Linked DNA regions of Homo sapiens: region 2 is linked to region 1. A link is a loop called in an ENCODE intact Hi-C map of the cell type or tissue named here. Cell type or tissue: mammary epithelial cell. All regions are shown on one strand. Links, peaks and the distances in the headings refer to the core of each region. The heading gives the core; the rest is flanking DNA. Region 1 holds the start of CAVIN2 (caveolae associated protein 2). Region 2 overlaps CAVIN2-AS1 (CAVIN2 and TMEFF2 antisense RNA 1).

The links. Hi-C counts contacts between places; a loop is a spot of excess contacts. Peaks named below come from ENCODE experiments on the same cell type or tissue, not always from the same donor. Only the 100,000 strongest peaks of a DNase experiment are listed, where the experiment ranks them.
Region 2: it touches region 1 in a loop (1.8-fold over the local background); 2 of 110 quality-filtered maps call a loop at or near these places.

Annotation. Positions count from the first base shown.
Region 1 is chr2:191,844,030-191,852,597 of GRCh38, forward strand. CAVIN2 (caveolae associated protein 2) reads right to left here and starts at 3,059. Exons shown (of 2, transcript NM_004657.6): 1 at 2,414-3,059. The coding sequence starts at 2,896. CAVIN2-AS1 (CAVIN2 and TMEFF2 antisense RNA 1) reads left to right here and starts at 2,459. Exons shown (of 4, transcript NR_187184.1): 1 at 2,459-2,742. RefSeq lists an enhancer at 2,764-3,272. In mammary epithelial cell, for the core only: a CTCF peak has its summit at 3,189; DNase peaks (open chromatin) are centred at 932 and 3,162; H3K4me3 peaks cover 3,273 bases; H3K27ac peaks cover 2,980 bases.
Region 2 is chr2:191,938,061-191,946,628 of GRCh38, forward strand. The region is part of intron 1 of CAVIN2-AS1 (CAVIN2 and TMEFF2 antisense RNA 1); the gene reads left to right. Among named protein-coding and RNA genes, the nearest start is that of CAVIN2, 95 kb to the left of the region's middle. In mammary epithelial cell, for the core only: no CTCF peak of the experiment used is centred there; a DNase peak (open chromatin) is centred at 4,451.

The DNA of each region.
Region 1 (8,568 bases), core at 1-8,000:
ATGAGATAAGATGCTTACCAATGTATGCTGGGTTTATTAAGTGCTTGATTTTTTTTGCTCTTATTAATATCATCAGTGTATAGATGAGGAAACAGGTTTGGAGAAGCTACAAACTGTGTCCAATATCACATATTTAGCAAGTGGTAGAACTAGGATTTGAACTACTGTTTGTGTGACTCCAAAATTTATCTTCTGAACTACTATACTGGACCACTCTCTAATACAAATTATTATTTTATCCATTGGCATAATTACTACTCTGGGGAAACTGCTACTTTTAGAAGGAACAAGAGAGTCCACTGAGGGACTGTGCTTGCATTAGTTTTATACAAAACAATCATCTTGCGATGCCTTGAGAGTTGAGAATTCTAATATCCTTTAGGCTAATAAAGGATCTTACACGGCTTAAGAAAGGTCCAGTCACTTGCCTCTAGTTTCCTGCCTCCTAAAATGCTCTTTAAAGGTGTCCTTGGGGATTGTTTTCTAAAGGGCCCAGAATGGAGTCCGAGCACATTTCTGTGGATATTCTTAGCTTCCAGTTTGGTCTTGAGCACCCCTGTTTCAGCTTTTACTCACTATATGGAGAATTTCTACCATATCTGGCTGCAATTTCACACCTGTCAATTCAATGTGACAAAACAGGAGACCATGTCAGACCCTCACAACAGCATATGCCTTTAAGTTCCCAAGCAGTTTTTTTTTAATGTCAGATTTATAATTCTCCTGAATTTCTACTAGCATATCCTCTCCATCCCTCCCCCCAACATCTGCAGAACATCCATGACAAAACAAAACAAAACCCAATCCTGACGAATTGTGACTTTCCTCTACAAGATAAATACTTTTTTCCTCCTCCTTAACTGAGGGATGGGACAAGAGATAATTTGCCTGATTCATACTGGAAGCAGGAAAATTTCCTTTGGTGTCTCAGACTTAAACAGGTCTGTACATGTTTGGTTTTGTTTGGAGATCAGTATTTAATTTAGAAATGGCTTGAGAGCTGAGATTTCTAATATCTCTTAGGCTAATAAAGTAAGGATCTCATATGGCTTAAGAAAGGCCCAGTTACAGTATCTCTTTTCAATTCATCTGGTGCATGAAAAGCTACTGCATTTGCATTAAAAGCTGAAAAGTTTTCAGCTGCAAAAGCCTGCAAGGTAGAGGAGGACATAGGCTCCCTAAACCTTTACAATATTCAAGTGCAATTTGAGGAGGACAAAAAAGCAGCGAGATGAGTCTTTCCTTTTATGGGGGTAGGAAGGCTTCTAACTTGGCAGAGCAGATTCATTTTGAAAAAGAAGACTCCCTCGGTTTAAATCCCAATTTCTAAATCTCTCTTGGGAGATGAAGGCTTTCCCTGTGTGCCTTTCACAATCAAACTGTTGGTTATAGCCTCTCCCCTCCATGGCTTTGAAATCCTCTCCTATTCATATGGTCACAACGAGACAGCCCTGGAGCGAGGATGGCAATCGCTTCCTGGGCTCTGTGCTGGCTGGATTCCACTGGGCGGAAGGGCTTCCAGCATTAGGCAGGGCTGCCCTGGGATTCACAAATGCCCACCACTTGGCGGAACAAGAGCCCCACGCAATCTCCCTGTCCCCAGATAGCCTCTTGCTACATTAATTGCATCATTGATGCATTAAAAAAAATTAAGTGGCCTTTTTATTCTAAGGCAACCGTTTGAAGGAGAAACATTTAAGACTAGCCTTTGTGACTATAACTGATAACACTCCTTTTATTTTACTTAACAGTTGTGGTCTCTCTGAACAAGGAGAGGCACGTCTAGTGTGTTTGTACTCTCTTTTTCTAGTGCATTTGCTAGAAAAGAACTCCACAAGATTGCTTTGCCCCAAAAAAGTCTTAAAAGAACAAGGCTAACTCTAATGGAATCAATCCTCTATTTGATTGGTCCCCAAAACGTTGATAGCCTTTGTATAAAGGGATAGTTTGACTTTTTGGTTAAAAAAACCACAAAATACCTCACATGATCACTTCATTTCCACTAAGAGTTAATGAACAGCCACTGAATTAATTTGCCCTGTCCAGCTAACAGCTGCAGCCAGAGCCCTAAGCTCCTAATGCAAAGAGACAAATGAATTTGACTAGGGTGCACGCACCTGCACATCTTCCCAACCTGTACAGAGTGCATCCAGGTGCTCCCTGACAAATGACCCGGGGCCTACTAAGCCCGGGGACATCTTCTTTGGATTAGTCTGTAGTGACCTGGGAAATTCCCACCCCTGTGTGAAGATTTCACATTTGCTTTCCGCAGGCAGACAGGGGACAGTGCCTTGTATGTGTGATCCCTGACAGGCAGGACAAATGTAAAAATGGCTGTGAGAGCCAGGATGAGCGAGATCAAGAATGATAAGGAGTTCCAGCCCGCCTGTAAGGAGGCATAGGGGGAACTGACCTGGAAGATGAGCACTTTGAAATGGTTGCGTCGGAGGAGCTGGGCGTGGTTGTTCTCCAGCCGCTTCACCTGTGCGCACTGCCTATCCATGCGCTCTTTGACCGCGCGCGTGTGGGCGCTGACCTTGCGGGACTTCTCCAGCAGCTTGCTCACCGTGTTGCTGGTGGAGGCCTGGTACTTGGAGAGCTTGGTGAGGTCATTCTGGATGCCCTTCACGGAGCCCTCCAAACTGATCTGTCGCTGCTCCATCTTGTGCTGGTTCTCCTGCACAGCGTCTAGCATGTTCACCAGCTTGTCCAGGAGCGTGAGCACCGTGACTGCGTTCACCTGTGAGTTGTCCCGGATGGCCTCCTCTGTGTTCCCTAGGTTCAGGCTGGGGCTTGGTGTGGAGGAAGGCATCGGGCTGGGGCTCGAGGGCTTTTCCTGCCGCATGTCAGACCCAGGGTGCTGGAACTTTTCGGCCTGTGCAGCGTCCTCTCCCATGGCTAGGCAGGTGGGAACGTTCTTTCTCTCTGGGAGCTGCTTCTTGCTCGGGTGAGAAGTTGCGGTGGTGAGGGTGTAGGATGAGGCCCGCTGGTTGGAGCTCAGGGCACCAGTCTCCAGGACTGGCAGAGGTTCAGACAGGCAACAACTGGCTACGCTGATCAGGGGAACTGCATTCCAGCTGCTCTTAAAGGCCCTACTCCACCCAGTGGGAGGAGAAGTTTACAGAACTGAGAACCATTTAGGGTTCAGACGTATGCACACACTTCCTAACCGCGTTCTGGGCACAGGACACTTTGTTGCAGGTTTAGCTTTTCTTTCCTGTTCCCCTTCCCTTTCAATGTCATATTTCAATCATGACTTCATCTAGAGGCGGAGAAAAACATGCTAACTTGGCCCAGCTCCACAGCTTCCAATTGGCTAAAGCTGGTAAACTTTTCTCTGGCTGCTATGCTGCAGATGCAACAGGGTGCCTGTTTCTTTTTCCTGGATACAAGTTATTGTAACGGAAAGTATTGTTTGCATTTGCCCTAGAACTGACTGATGGGTTGCAGAACACCGGGTGTCCTACTGGGAGGCATAGAGTTTAAAGGGTACTGCAGCCAAGTTTGTATTATTAGTTTCTCATTTGCAAAGGAATGGGACTAACTCTGATAATGATAAGGAAAACAGCTCAGTTCTTATTACTCTTGCAGTTGCAGATACAAAATAAGTTAAAAGAGATTGAACTTCAGGGATATTTAAAAAAAGTAATACTGCTGTTATGACTGTTATGTAATATATGGAAACTTTTTGAATGACCACATTTAAAAAAATGATTGTTTTTTTCAAGAAGTGAGACTGAGGAAAAATAAAATGTGGTCTTTTTAAGAACCTACCGTGATGATTTGTTTTAACTAACTTTGAGTTGGTGAGGAGAGACTTTCTCAAATGCCCATCTCTGCAAGGCATTTATTGACACGTGCCCAGAAGTGTCTGTTGGCAGGCTGAGTTGGAGTTTCTCAAGTGGTTCTAATGTTTGACATTTTAAAATTCCTGCTCAGTGAAGTGGCACACCTGTTCTCAAATGTGGCCCTCCTCAGCTGAACCTTGGGATGTGGGGCTTATTTTCCTAAAATGGCTTTACATGCTTGAGTTGATTTTAAACGTATCCAGCCTTTGAAAGTGCTTTCAGCAGGAAGTTTGTAATAGGCCTTCTATGAACAATTTTGAGACGAACAAATGCCAGCTCATACCAGGTCAGGGATTGATAATGGAACAATGCCATTCGTCAATAGTAACACCTACATGTAAGCCAATCAATCAGCAGGCCATTGGTTATCACGTTGGTTGAATCTCTGCCTTCTGCTATATGCATGAAGCACTATCCAGAAGACATTGGCAAAGCATGACGGAGACCCTGCTCTCAATGAGTATAGCTGCCAGTTAGGAAGATGAACTAAAGATATTTACAGAGGCCTTCAATTTCTTCAGATAATTGGTGCCACCAAAACCCACTTAAAGCAAATGCTTTAAAAATAGAGACCAAAAAAGGTGAAAAGAAGGTTTGGTTGAGATGTTATCTTTTAAAAAAGTAAGAACATTATTAAAATTAATTTACCTTATATTTAATAAAATTTAGTTGGTCAAAAATGTGTTAAATATTAGAATAAAGGATGAATCAAGTGTTGATTTTAAGAAGCATAATTTTCTAACAAAATTATATGATATCATGACACGACGTCCTTTTACATTTGACTTTTGTGGGCAAATCATAGAGTGTCACTATTTCAAAAATATTTGAGGGCTTCATCAATTTTCCAAGAGCCTCTCTTAAATTTTGACATTCAAATCATTTCTTTTTGAAGCACTTATTGTGCCATCATCCATGTAGATTTGTTCTTCTTCAAATGTTAATGTTAACTATTCCAGCTGCAGATTCTCATTTGTCAGAGGAGTTGCCCATGATTCAAGGGCTTCTCTAACATTACCTTCATCAACTTCATGATTTCCTACATATTTTGCAAAATTTGCGATTTCACATTATAATCACTTCACCCTGATTTTGCATTGATTTGCGCTGATTTTGCATTGCATTGTTGGATATTGTATAATCAGCTAGATGAATAGAGACATTAAAGAGATGGGGTGTGAGGTGGTAAAAGGAAAGAGGCTAGTTGTTAAATAGAAAGAAAGGTTTGCGTGTGGGCTTATTTATTTTTAAAATATATATTTTGAATAACACAAGTAATATCAGTCATCTATTGCTGTGTAACATACCAGCATGAAACTCAGTGGCTTAAAATAACGTTTTATTTACTCATGATTCTGTGGTTGGCTAGTCAGGGCTCAACTAGAATGGATTATTTCTGCTAGGCATATGCATTCATCTGTAGTTTGAGCTGAGGAATCTGAGATGGACTCATTCACGTGTCTGCCTCCTCAGCTGGGGCAACTAGGATATTGGGATTTCTCTCTTTTCCATTTTTCAGCCTCTGGGGCCTCTCCATCTGATCTCTCTAGTAGGGAAGTCAAACTTTTTTTACATGGTACTTCAGGGTTCTAAGAGAGTAGAAGCAAAGCTGCAGGGTGTCTTAAGGCTGCAGGGTATCTCTGGAACTCTCCCCTTGTCACTTCTACATTCTGTGTTCCAAGTAGGTCACAGGCCAAGATCAGATTCAAGGGGTGGAAATAGACTCCACCTCTTTAAGAGAGAGAAGCAGTAATGTCCCATGACAAAAGGGTGAGCCGCTTGGGAGAGACTGTTGTAGTCACCTTTGAAAACAATCACCACGTGAATAGATTGTTCTTTTAAAAGGCTATCACAGATAAAGTGGAGCCCCTTTTGATCACCATTTCCATTTTATTCCCTTCCCTCTCTTGTCAGGTAATCATTTTAATGAATTTGGCATATATCCTTTAAAAATTATATTTAAAAGTGATCAGTTCATTAGTGAATAGTTTCATGCTGTGATGCAATTTGTTTTGTTGGACAACCTTACAATCAGGGGAGCTAGAAGGAGCTATGTAATGGGAACATACAAGATGGCCTGAAACTAAGTAATAGACTACCCTGAGCAGCCAGACTTACCATTTAGTTGTCCTAAATTAAGTCTTCTTTCTGTCTGAGAGAAATCAGTGAATTTCAGCGGTCAGTTCTTAAAAGAAATGCTTAAAATAATTAATTCTACCTACCACATATTATGAAGTTTCTTGGAAATTAGGTAGTGGAGTTTAGACTTGATACAGTGACAGGCTGGGGAGGTTTTTGAACACGTGAAGGTGATGTGTTTAAGAAGAATCTGTACAGCAATAAGATGTAGAGATGGGTCACTTGGCTGGTGGGAAATAAGTGCTAGGCACTGGGGATGCAAAGATGAATGGTGTGTATTTGTTACCCTTTAAAATCTCCCACCTTAGGAGGATAGGTAGGTAGACAAATCCTAGGGATAGAGGTACAGGTGTGGGCACAGAGAGGGAATGATTAGCTCTGCTGGAGTCTAGGACCATGAAGGCTTTAGTCATGACAGGGTATGGTTAGGACTCAGAATCCTCCAGCTGATCACCAGCTCCCCCGAACACCAGTTAACCTCAGAGGTTTAAGTCACAGAAGCACAGAAGTCATTCCAGGAAAATACCTACTTTATTATCAGTTAAGGAATTGGTCCCAATTTCTATGTGGTTTCCTATTCTGAACCACTAGCCCATAATTCCTAGACCAGAGGCAGCTCAGTGGTCTCTTTTGTTGACCTTTTCCATGTAGGTCCATAAAGTAATCTGGGCACTCTTGGTCTGACAGCAATAGGAGACCTGGAATGAGGATCCCACAGAAAAGAAAGCCCTTTGCCCCAGTGGCTAAAGAAACAAAGAAAGCTAAGCAGGCTACTCCATATATATTTTCCCCTGTCCTCTATGTTGGAGTTTGAAAGCCTTTCAAAGGGTGGGTTTCCTCTTGAACAGGAGGCAGTCCTAGGGTTGTATATTCACCATATGGAAAGAAAGAAAAACCATGTGATGACACATCCACGTGTTTTATGTCATCGAGTTTTGGGGTGATTTTTTAATGCAACAGTAGATAACTGGGAACTGTAGTTTGCAATGACAGTGTAATTCTAAAATAATTATTGTTAATAGTCTAGGTTTGTTCCTAGAACCCCTCTATCTAATATGTTTTATGCATACTACTGTTTCCAAAACTTAACTGCTAAGGTAGTGTTATAAAGCAAAATAAAGGACTTTGTGTGATTATTCTCACCTTAAGAAAAACTTAACACTGGGTTTAATACCAAAAGGTGGTAGGAAAAAAGCATATTACCAGGATAAAATGCATTATGCAGAAAGGAAGGTGGAGTTGAAAGATCATCTGACCCTATCTGGGCGAACTCTATATCGAGTCATTGAATCCTGCAGTGGGTGTGGATAGAAAGTGAGGGTGCAGTTTGCAGAATGCCTGAACGTCTTGCCTTATCTTTTTCTACGGCAGTGAAGAGGAATCAAGTGTTTACTTTCACTAGAAATATTAATGATGAAAAGCACATGATTATATGATTCGAATCTCTTCCAACCAAAGTCCTTGTGTATCAATGATGTCAGTAAGAAGTAGAGAAATGTATAAGGAAATCCTACATAAATGAGTGATGAAGCATAAATAATGTATAGTGTTTACATATAAGGTAAATTTTACCCACTTCCCATGTGCTGTCATTTAGGAACTCCAAGATTTTAGAAAACTCTAGAGGAGCTTACATTCTCAAGGCCTTCTCTGGCTCTTGGGTTTAAATAAGTGTTTCTCTATGTGCCATATCTGTACTTCTCCATAACTGCCCGGTTGTAAACTCCAACCCCTTCTTTAAGTATCATACAATCCACTCACATAAAGTATTTCTAAGTGGAGTAGATGTTAATGAAGTTTTAGAGTCACAGTTAGGAAGATTTCTGACATCTTGCTGGTTTTTCTCCTCCTAGTTTTCTTTCTTCTGTTTTCTCCTTACCTCCATCCACTCTCTGTATCATGAAAAGAAATATTACTCAAACACTGGACATTAGGTTTTATGTTCTACCCCAAGAAGATATGTTATTATTATCATAAAAGAAAGTTTTCTCCCTTTCTAAGAAGAATTCTGGTGCTCTGGTGCCAGTTAACTCTTTTTTACTTTTTTTTTTGTTTTTGTCAAGAACACAGGTAGGAAGACACATTAGAACATTGTTCCTTCATAAGTCATTCATTTAACAAATATTATTGAGTAAATATTAAGTGCTAGGAATACAGCAGTGAACAAGAGACAAAGCCCCTGTTCTTATGGAGCATATATTTTTGGCAGGGGGAGGGGTGTGAGATTGGAAACAGATAATAAATAAAACACAATGTAATATCAGATAATGATAAACACTAGGAAGAAAACTAAAGCAGACTAAGCGGCCTGAGAGTGATGAGGATGCTATCTTAGGGTGGTCAAGGAAGTCCTCTTTGAACCAGGACCATTTAAGCAGAGATATGTTGCAGGAATCTGGATGAGAGGAAAGGGCTTTCTTCTGTAGCAATTTGTCGTTTTTAACATGGTGATATAGTTTTAGTTGGGCACATGGGCATCCAGCTAAAGACAACACTTCCCAACCTTTCTTTGAGCTGGGTGTGGACGTTTTACTGACTTCTGTTCAATAGATGTGAAAAGTGATATGGGCCCCTTCCAAAT
Region 2 (8,568 bases), core at 159-8,158, 94 kb after region 1:
ATTTGAAATTTTAAACCAGGCGGGGGTGGAAATGCACATCCTTAGAATTAGGTAATTTAAAATGGCTTTTCCTCATTTCACCCCTCAACTCTTCCATATGACATCAAAAGCCTGGTTGATGAATGTTGTTGCTGGTGGTAATTTATTCTGAATACATCTCTTTCATTTATGGCTGATCTCATGGAAGGAAAGGTTCATTTTACACCTTTTACCTCAGTAGCTTTGGAAGTACGCTTCTTAGATAACATTATTTTTTCTTTTTTTCTTGAATCCCTTCACATGAATGGCCAATGATAAAATCAGAGCCTGTGTCTTCAACAAATGAAACAGGACTAGGTGCCCCTTGTTCCTTTATTCCTGTCTAGTTTTGTGTTTGAGTTTTATTCTACATATCCTTTCACTTTTTAGCCACTCTGATCTCTGCCAACAAGAGCCACTTAAAAAGTTTTCCTTCTTTGAGTAAAGGTCAAAAATAAGTGATATTAATAAGAAATAAAACGAGAGCACATTTGCATTTTGACAATTGTAAGGATGTATATATGACGTCTGAAAATTCCAATAATGACTTGACAATCATTGATTTTTTTCTGAATGAGCTTTAGGATGTGCCTTTCTTTGGCAATCAAGGTGGTCACAATACATTGTCCCCTCATGCTGCTTTGTACTAAGTATTGAAAGGATACAACGAGAGACAAAGGAAAGAGAACAACATTTACAAATGAATCTTAGAGTTGGAATGCCTTTCAGTGGCAGCAAATCATTTTTAATCTGACAGCTCCTAATTACATAGATTGCAAGATAAAATGCACCTAACAAGTGTCAGACTCACGTGAGTTAAAAAACCTGGTGGGTTGCAAAAGGCATTTGATGCTCCTAAACCTTCCTGAAAGTGAATGTCCTTGAAAGCTCTCATGGCAGTGAGTTAAAGAGCTCAGCTGGGGGGTCTGCTGACATGTTGTAATGACTATAATTTATAGCACACCAGCTCCATACTACCCTTTACCCCAGCAGGGTGTTTCCTGGAAACTGGTATGGCTTATGGAGAATTGGAAGGAAGAAAGAGGAAAGGAAAACATGACTCTGAGGCCCTTTTAGCTGCTTCTGTACTGTTAGCTTACACTTTTGGGGCTCCATTTAGAGACCAGTAACTTTCATACTGAACATATCTTATTCATCTTCTGCTGATTAATGTCATAATGGCATAGTTACGTTCTTGACTGGCATAGAGCAGTCATATCACACAACTTGGAAGAAGCTTGGGGATGACTTAAATTTCACCCATTTATTCATTCATCAAGTTTAATTGGGCACCTACAAAATGCCAAGAACTGTTCTTAGAACTGGGGTCGTATCAACTAGACAGGCTTCTTGATCTCACGAAGAGTAACATTCCTTGGGCGTGAAAAGGTGTAAGAGGGAAAAGATCCAAAAGAAAAAACAACTAAACATACACATGAACAAGATAATTTCTGATATGATATCACTTATAAGACTCTGAAGCTATCTTGTTTAGCCTTTTTCCCTGGCAACTATACTTTAGGCAAGAAGAACTTTGTGTGTGGTTAAGTTTGTTAAAATTGGGAGAATGATGAAGAGGCATGAACAGAAAGGTAGAAATTGAAAGACAGCATCCTTATAATATGTTAAAACAGGCATTCTGGTGTGGTTCATAAACTATCTCTGAGGATAATTTCCATAGCAAAATTTCAAAATAATTGAAGCAATTGCACCATCATTGGAGTAAAAATTTGGATGCCAACATGTAACTTCAAAAGATGTATTATTTCTTCAATTCTAGTATAAAACAGAACATAAAAAAACAGCATAATATGGTGGAGCAGAATAGATTTTGGTTTGATTTGGGTTCAAATCTTGGCAGTGGCTCATCCTGACTCTGTGACCTTTGCCACATTATTTGCAACATTACCTGTTACTTTATGTCATTTCATCCTAAAATTGGCAAAATAATAAAATATCTGGGAATTTTTATAAAAAATAATCAAAATAATATTTAGAAAGTGCCCCAAACAATCCCACTCCTATATAGGATGAGTAGGAGGTTCATACATGTTCCTGTTTTTATCCTTAGTCATAAATTATAATTTTATATACATTACACATTATTACAATCAATAAACCATGATATCAATTCTTAAAATCTTCAAATGCAGCTAGAGAGACAAATTCAGTGCTTTAAGGACAGCTTCATTCCATTACTATCAGGTCAAATAAAGGGTTTCATGTGAAATGTAAGGCGTTTTGATTTTGTGTATTCAGGATCAAGCCTGTCATACTGTTCCTTTGAGTATGGCCACTATTCAAGTCATAGCTTTTGAGGCTTTTTGATATTGTGAAACAACAACTCAATGAAGGATCAAAGGATGGAAAATTGAAGGTTGATTCATGCATTTTAGAGTAAGGATGCCTTATAGCATCGGGCACAATATGAAAGAGCCAGTGCCAGGGAGATGATAACTCGGGAGAACAGAAAGACCTTGATTTCAAAGGAGCAAACAAACAAACAAAAAAAAATCAAGAACTTAATCTCTCTAATGCCTCAGATCCTGACAGAAAAATTTACAATGATGAAAGAAAGAAATAAAATACAGATGACTGGAAAAATTTCCCCCACAAACTGCCAAGTGACCCTGTACTATCTCCAGACTTTCCAAAGATACCTTTGAAAACCTCTCCCACAGAAGCCTTCCTAAATTTAAGGACTTGAAAAGGTCGGTACATTTAACATTTTGTTGCAAAATAAGTGGGCAGGGATTATGAAGTAAAATAATTTTGTATTATATACCATGCTTGCACATATTAAATGCAATTCTTGGTTAATGATTTCTGGTTAATGATTCTTTTATAAAAAAGTGCTTGGTATGTTATAGGTATCTAGTTTATTAGGAATAGTGTTTAGAAGTATTTCTGAAGAAGTTAAGTACTGAGCCCTGAGTTAGGAATGTGATTTTTTTTTCAATATTCTGAAGATAAGATCCAATTTGCTTAATTTCAATTTATAATCCTTTCTTCCAAATGCAATCTGCTCTAAGATCTTGTTCTTCCACGCTTTTCCTAGGTGCTCACAGGTTATCTTGTTTTCTTTCCCTCCTTCAAAGCCTTTTCTCTACCTATGGTATCTGGTGCTTCTATGTACTAGGTGAAAAAAGGTTGACGATGTGGCAAAATGAAATTGCCATCTTTTGTGGTTAGCCAGTGCAGTGAGTGTTCAGTCCCCTTGAGGTATTTTTGTGCAGCTTTTTAGAGAAGCATTTTCACGTCCCCACTGAACTGATAACGATGAAACTTCAATCCCTGTTGCCTTCAATCATTTTCTCATTGTGCCAGCTCAATGAATTTTCTTCGACTCCAGTTCTGGCACCTGGTCTGGCAGAGGCGGAGAAAAGGAAAAATTCTTTTGGGGTGGTTTGCAATGAACTTCACTTTTAATTCTCTGTTAATGTGCATTCTGAAGTCCTATTCAGAGAAAAATTCTGTTCATGTTTGTGACAAAAAGCAGGATGCAGAAAAGTGACAGATGTAAGATGAGAGAAGGGGCAGCCTTTAATCATCTTGTTGTCAAAGCAGCTTTGGATTGCCCTTTAAAGAAAGCGTTTTCTTTGCTGCTTCTGGAAAACTGGAGACTCATTCTCTTGCCCTTTGCAGATTCCTTACCCAGAGGGTTAAACTCCACATTGTATGCCAAACTTCAAAACCCTAGATCTTTGCTACAAAGCAATCCAGTTTATACATTCACATTTCAAAAGAATTGGATTCCTTTGCTCTAACTAGATAAAAACTCTGGTGACTCATTTTACACATAATTCTGAGGGAAGTTTACACATAGTCCTGACTCAGTTTACACATTATCCTGATCCATAAAAATATATGGCAAATCTCAATGACTAAAGAACTCATTTTCATTTATGATTGGACTAGTTACTTCATGGAGAGGCTAAGTGTTAAAGCAGGTACTGTTTACAAAGCAAAAGCCCCTTCTCCCTTAATCCCTGTGTGACTGTAATTAAGCAGGAGAGTTAATTTTATGTAAATCATGCATTACTGTAATTGGGCACAAGTGAACATTCATGTACATCTTATTTAAAAGTGAAATATAATGTTATTTTGAGGATGCTGGTGTAGCAAAGTCTCAATCCTCTGGGGGGAAGCCAGCAACATCACTGGCTGTTTATAAGACTCACTCTTTAGTCTGTGAGCTTAATTACAAATCACCCAGCTCTGTTTAGCACTATTCTGTGAAGAACGAGTCACGTGCCTTTGGAATAGCTGAGAAGTGGAACACTGGGGCTTCCATTCCTATTTCTTTCTTAACCTCCACTTAAAGAGCAGTCATTTTTCTCTTTCTACTCATCTTTTCAAACCTAAACAATACTTTCCAATGGTTTGCTCCGCTTGGCAGTTCTGACCCATATATCCCCAGGCAGACTACAGATGGATTTGTCTTCTACATGCAGGGGCTAGTCTGCTTCCTTTTTTAGCTTGTCTTTTCTAATGCTTCTCAGGGCTGCTTTATAACCCTAGGATTTTGTTTTCCAGGAGTAGCCAGATCAGATACTATCCAGCAGCCTGCACTTGTGATTGCTACAGCACCTCCACATCCCTGGGAGGGAGGGCTAGCCTCTGGGTGGAGAGGATGAGCCTTTCTTTTATTCTTTATCTGGAGAGCAGACCTAGTGCTTTGGGACAAGGTTGCCCTGCAGAATATACAAAATCTAATTTACATATCTTGAGGTCAAGATTTGTAAGGAAGAAAATATGCACATGACAAAACTTTTATTTTAAACATATTCTCCTTCTCACCCAGAGTCCTGAAAATCATTTTTTGGAGTTGTGCCTTGGCCTGATTCTGCCCAGCCTGCCAAGCCAGCTCCTCTGCCTGCAAACTCTGTATACACAGAAGGTTAACCTTCTCAGACTTCGGGGCAAGAGGCCTTCCCAGCGATGCCACCTTTCTGCTCCCTGCTTTCTTGCTGTCATTTCATAGTCCTGAAATCCTGATCAGATATTTTAGACTCAGTTCTTCTAGAAGGATTATTTGAATGGACAATCTCTTACATTCCTCTTCCCATAATTGCCCTCCTCCTACAATTCAATAGTTTGTTATCTTCATTCCTTTCACCTTTCCAGGGCTTCTGATTTCCCACTTAGCTCTTTCCGGTTCACTTTCTTTTTTCCCCCATACCATATATTGTCATTTCTCATGCTGAGGGTGACTTACAGGAACTGTCATTGGTGAAGAGGTTACGGATGTGAACAGATGAAGTAATTTCTAGCTAAGAATTTTGTTTTCCCCGCAAGTGAGTAGTAAGGAGATAAGTGTGTTCTTTAGTGGCCATAACATTTTCTCTTCCTCTTGGTTCTTAGAAAAAGACTCCTTTAGGTAACATGTAGTGAAGCCTGTTAGTAGAATTCAGTCTGTCTTTGCTGAAGTAATTCTTCCAGTAAAATTCAATGCCATTTTGTATTAGCTAACTTCAGCTCAGGTAATGGGTAGCAGCTATTTGTATATTACTTAAAGGAATGTACATGATTTTTTTACATTATTTTTAATTATTCAATTTTATGTTGTGTTTAGGCTTGAGAGTTGGTTTGAGTGCTTTTGAATATTATCAGGTGTTGCATTTTTGAATAAATAGAAGTAAAAATATGTACACTTAATGTCATTGCTGTTGTTGTTCAATGTTACACTACTTATACAAACTCCTGGTTCTGAACCAAGCTGAATGCCTTAACTAATGGCAGTGAACAGCTCTTTACTCATACTGTGCAAGGCAGAGGAAGAGACATCAGTGGGGAAGGAGAGCTCCAGTTTGAGAAAAATAACTCAGCTTTGAGGCTAGCACCAATTATGAGATGAGTTTAACTTAAGTGTGAACTGGTGAAAGAATGGCAGCTTCAGCATAATGTGTTGTGAGCATGCGATGGTTAAGTGGCAAAACCCTGGGCTTCTCCAGCTTAGGGATCAGAGGAAGAGACCTCCACAAGGTGAAAAGAGAAGAAACAAAGCATCTTTAGAGTGAGTGGGGGGAAAAACTGCCTTAGCATCTCTGGATCTAGGTAGATACGACTTAGGCACAGGGATAATGAGGGAGAAACTGTCAATAAGGTTTCCATGCTTTATGGGTACACTTTGGACAGATGCAGAGCATGAGACTGAGAATGCCTTCAGCTGGCATGAAAGTGCGAAGACAAAAGGCCCCTTTTAAGTAGTATGTGAGATGGTGGAAGGAAAGGTAAAGATGCAGTGCAATAGAGATGATCCTCAGCTAAATTCTTTAAAGGCCTCACTGACTCGTAACTGAGAGTGATTGAAATGTACACAAAAGCTACACTGTATATGTGTAGTTTGACAAATTATGCTTAATAACTATTAAACTTCATATTCTTTAGTGAGGATTCAGTTTATTAATAAATTATTTTGTCTTAGAAAAACTCAACATATATTAATATATTCATATAAATTATTTGAAACGATATACACAAACACCATGGTGCTTTTCTCTTGGTGGTGATACTATTTTATGCCTCCGGCTTATCTATATTTGCTAATTTTGCCAGTTAATAAAGTAATAAAGTGTTACGTATGTAATATATTTATTAATTATTTGATGTACTTCATGATAATTTGGGCTTTGTTTTCATGTCTAGATTCATTAGAAGGCCCCTGTTTTCAAGGTCTAAGTTCATGGAAAAGAATGAAGCTAGATTGTGGCAGAGAAGGGCTATAATGGAGGATGGCTATTGCATGAGGTGAAGAAAAAAGAGGTGGTTATTACTTCGAGAAAGAGAGAAAGCCCAATAAGGGGAGACATCCATAGAGAGGAAGGGAATAAAGCCCTCTCAAAATACAGCCAAACCCAAAAGAATGGGTTTGACTGTGTGGGTCTTGACAGACGCTGCCTCGGGACGATCACCGTGGCTGAGCCACTCGTGTGGGGAGTTCCTGTGATGGATCAGGAAGACAGGGAGGTTTAGCCATGGCAATGGGACCACTGAGAACGGAGGGTGGGGCCTTGCTCCTGTTCGTCTCTCCCTTTCCCCTATAATACCTGATTTGGAACTTCTCATTAGTTCTGAGTTAGGTTCTTGTCCTGGATTAAATTTGGCTTGGAAAAATAAAATATTATTTCTTTCATTTCTTACCTGATACAAGAGAAAGAGTAAAAATTAATTAAAAATTAAAAATGTACAAAAGATTCAAGTTAAAACAACACATTTAGTATTACTGGAAGTAGATATCAACCAAGGTGCCATACCCAGAGTGGAGGTGTCAGTAGATTTCTGTCCACGGTGAGGCTGGAAGGAGGCTTTGAATGTGCTGGGTAGCAGGTGGGACATCACACATAACTTCCTGATGTTGATTTCAAAGGTTCGTATTCATTTGTATATTTATGCACTTGTTATAAAACCCACCCCATTACTTTGTATCATCCTCTGTTTCTCCTTTATCCGTCCTTTATGTGAGCTTCCTGAGGATGATCGTATGCATGTATCAATTAATTCAGTGAAAAACCTTTTATCATTGATATTCAGATGATTAATTATATAACTAACACGTCTACTGTAACTGGGGAGGAACAACAGGTGGTGCAGGGGTTGCATAATTTTGGCAAAGGGAAGGAGCATCTGAAGACAAACATTAGTAGAGAGTCTAATATGACATAGAGATAATCTCTGTCATATTTCAATAGTCTGCACTGATTTCTCCAGGATCCATGCAAGGGAAGACTTTGATCCTGCAAAGTCACTGCAATATTGACTCACTCATTCCCTGTCTGAAATCACACAAGAGGTTTAATGGTATGTGCTTTATCAGGATAGACCTATTTTAAAGTAGCAGAATGACCCCCTCTTATTCAGACACAATACCAGTGGACCCATTTGAAAAAGAGAATTAGAGATGCTGTGTTGTTTCTTAACTCTATATTGTCTTATTTTCCAGAACCAAAACCAGCTCTCTTGTCTTCAAAGAGATGAGAGATGGTTTTTTTTTTTTTTGAGTAAGGATAACTGCTTGATTCCTTCTGTGACCATATGATTCCCCCATGATGCAATATTTAACTGATGAAATGTGGTTTCTTCTTATTTATTTACTTTTACAACACTTATTTATCAAATCTCTATAAAATAATTTCCATATATTGGAAGTTCACTGTGTGCATGTCACTATTCTGAGCACAAGTATGGATTGTCATGTTCATTTCTCAAACTAGTCATATTCGACATGGAATATATTTTTTTCTCCATTTAAAATATGAGGCATAATGAAGTTAGGCAACTAGCCCAAGGTTAGTTAGTAAAGTGAAGCTTAGACTGGCAGTCATATCTGCCTTGCTTCAGAGGCCAAGTTTTAAACATTATGCTCACTTTGGAGGCACCCAGTCCTCACTCACTACCCAGTCACCTTGTCCTATTTTTAATTCTTTGTGTAGAACTTGAAACTTTTCAGTTTTTTTCTTTTTTTATTGTTTGATGAACCCTCTCCCCTCATGCACCTTCACCTCCTCTGCTGAAATGTGAGCCCGTGAGCAGAGACCTGTTAGGCACTTT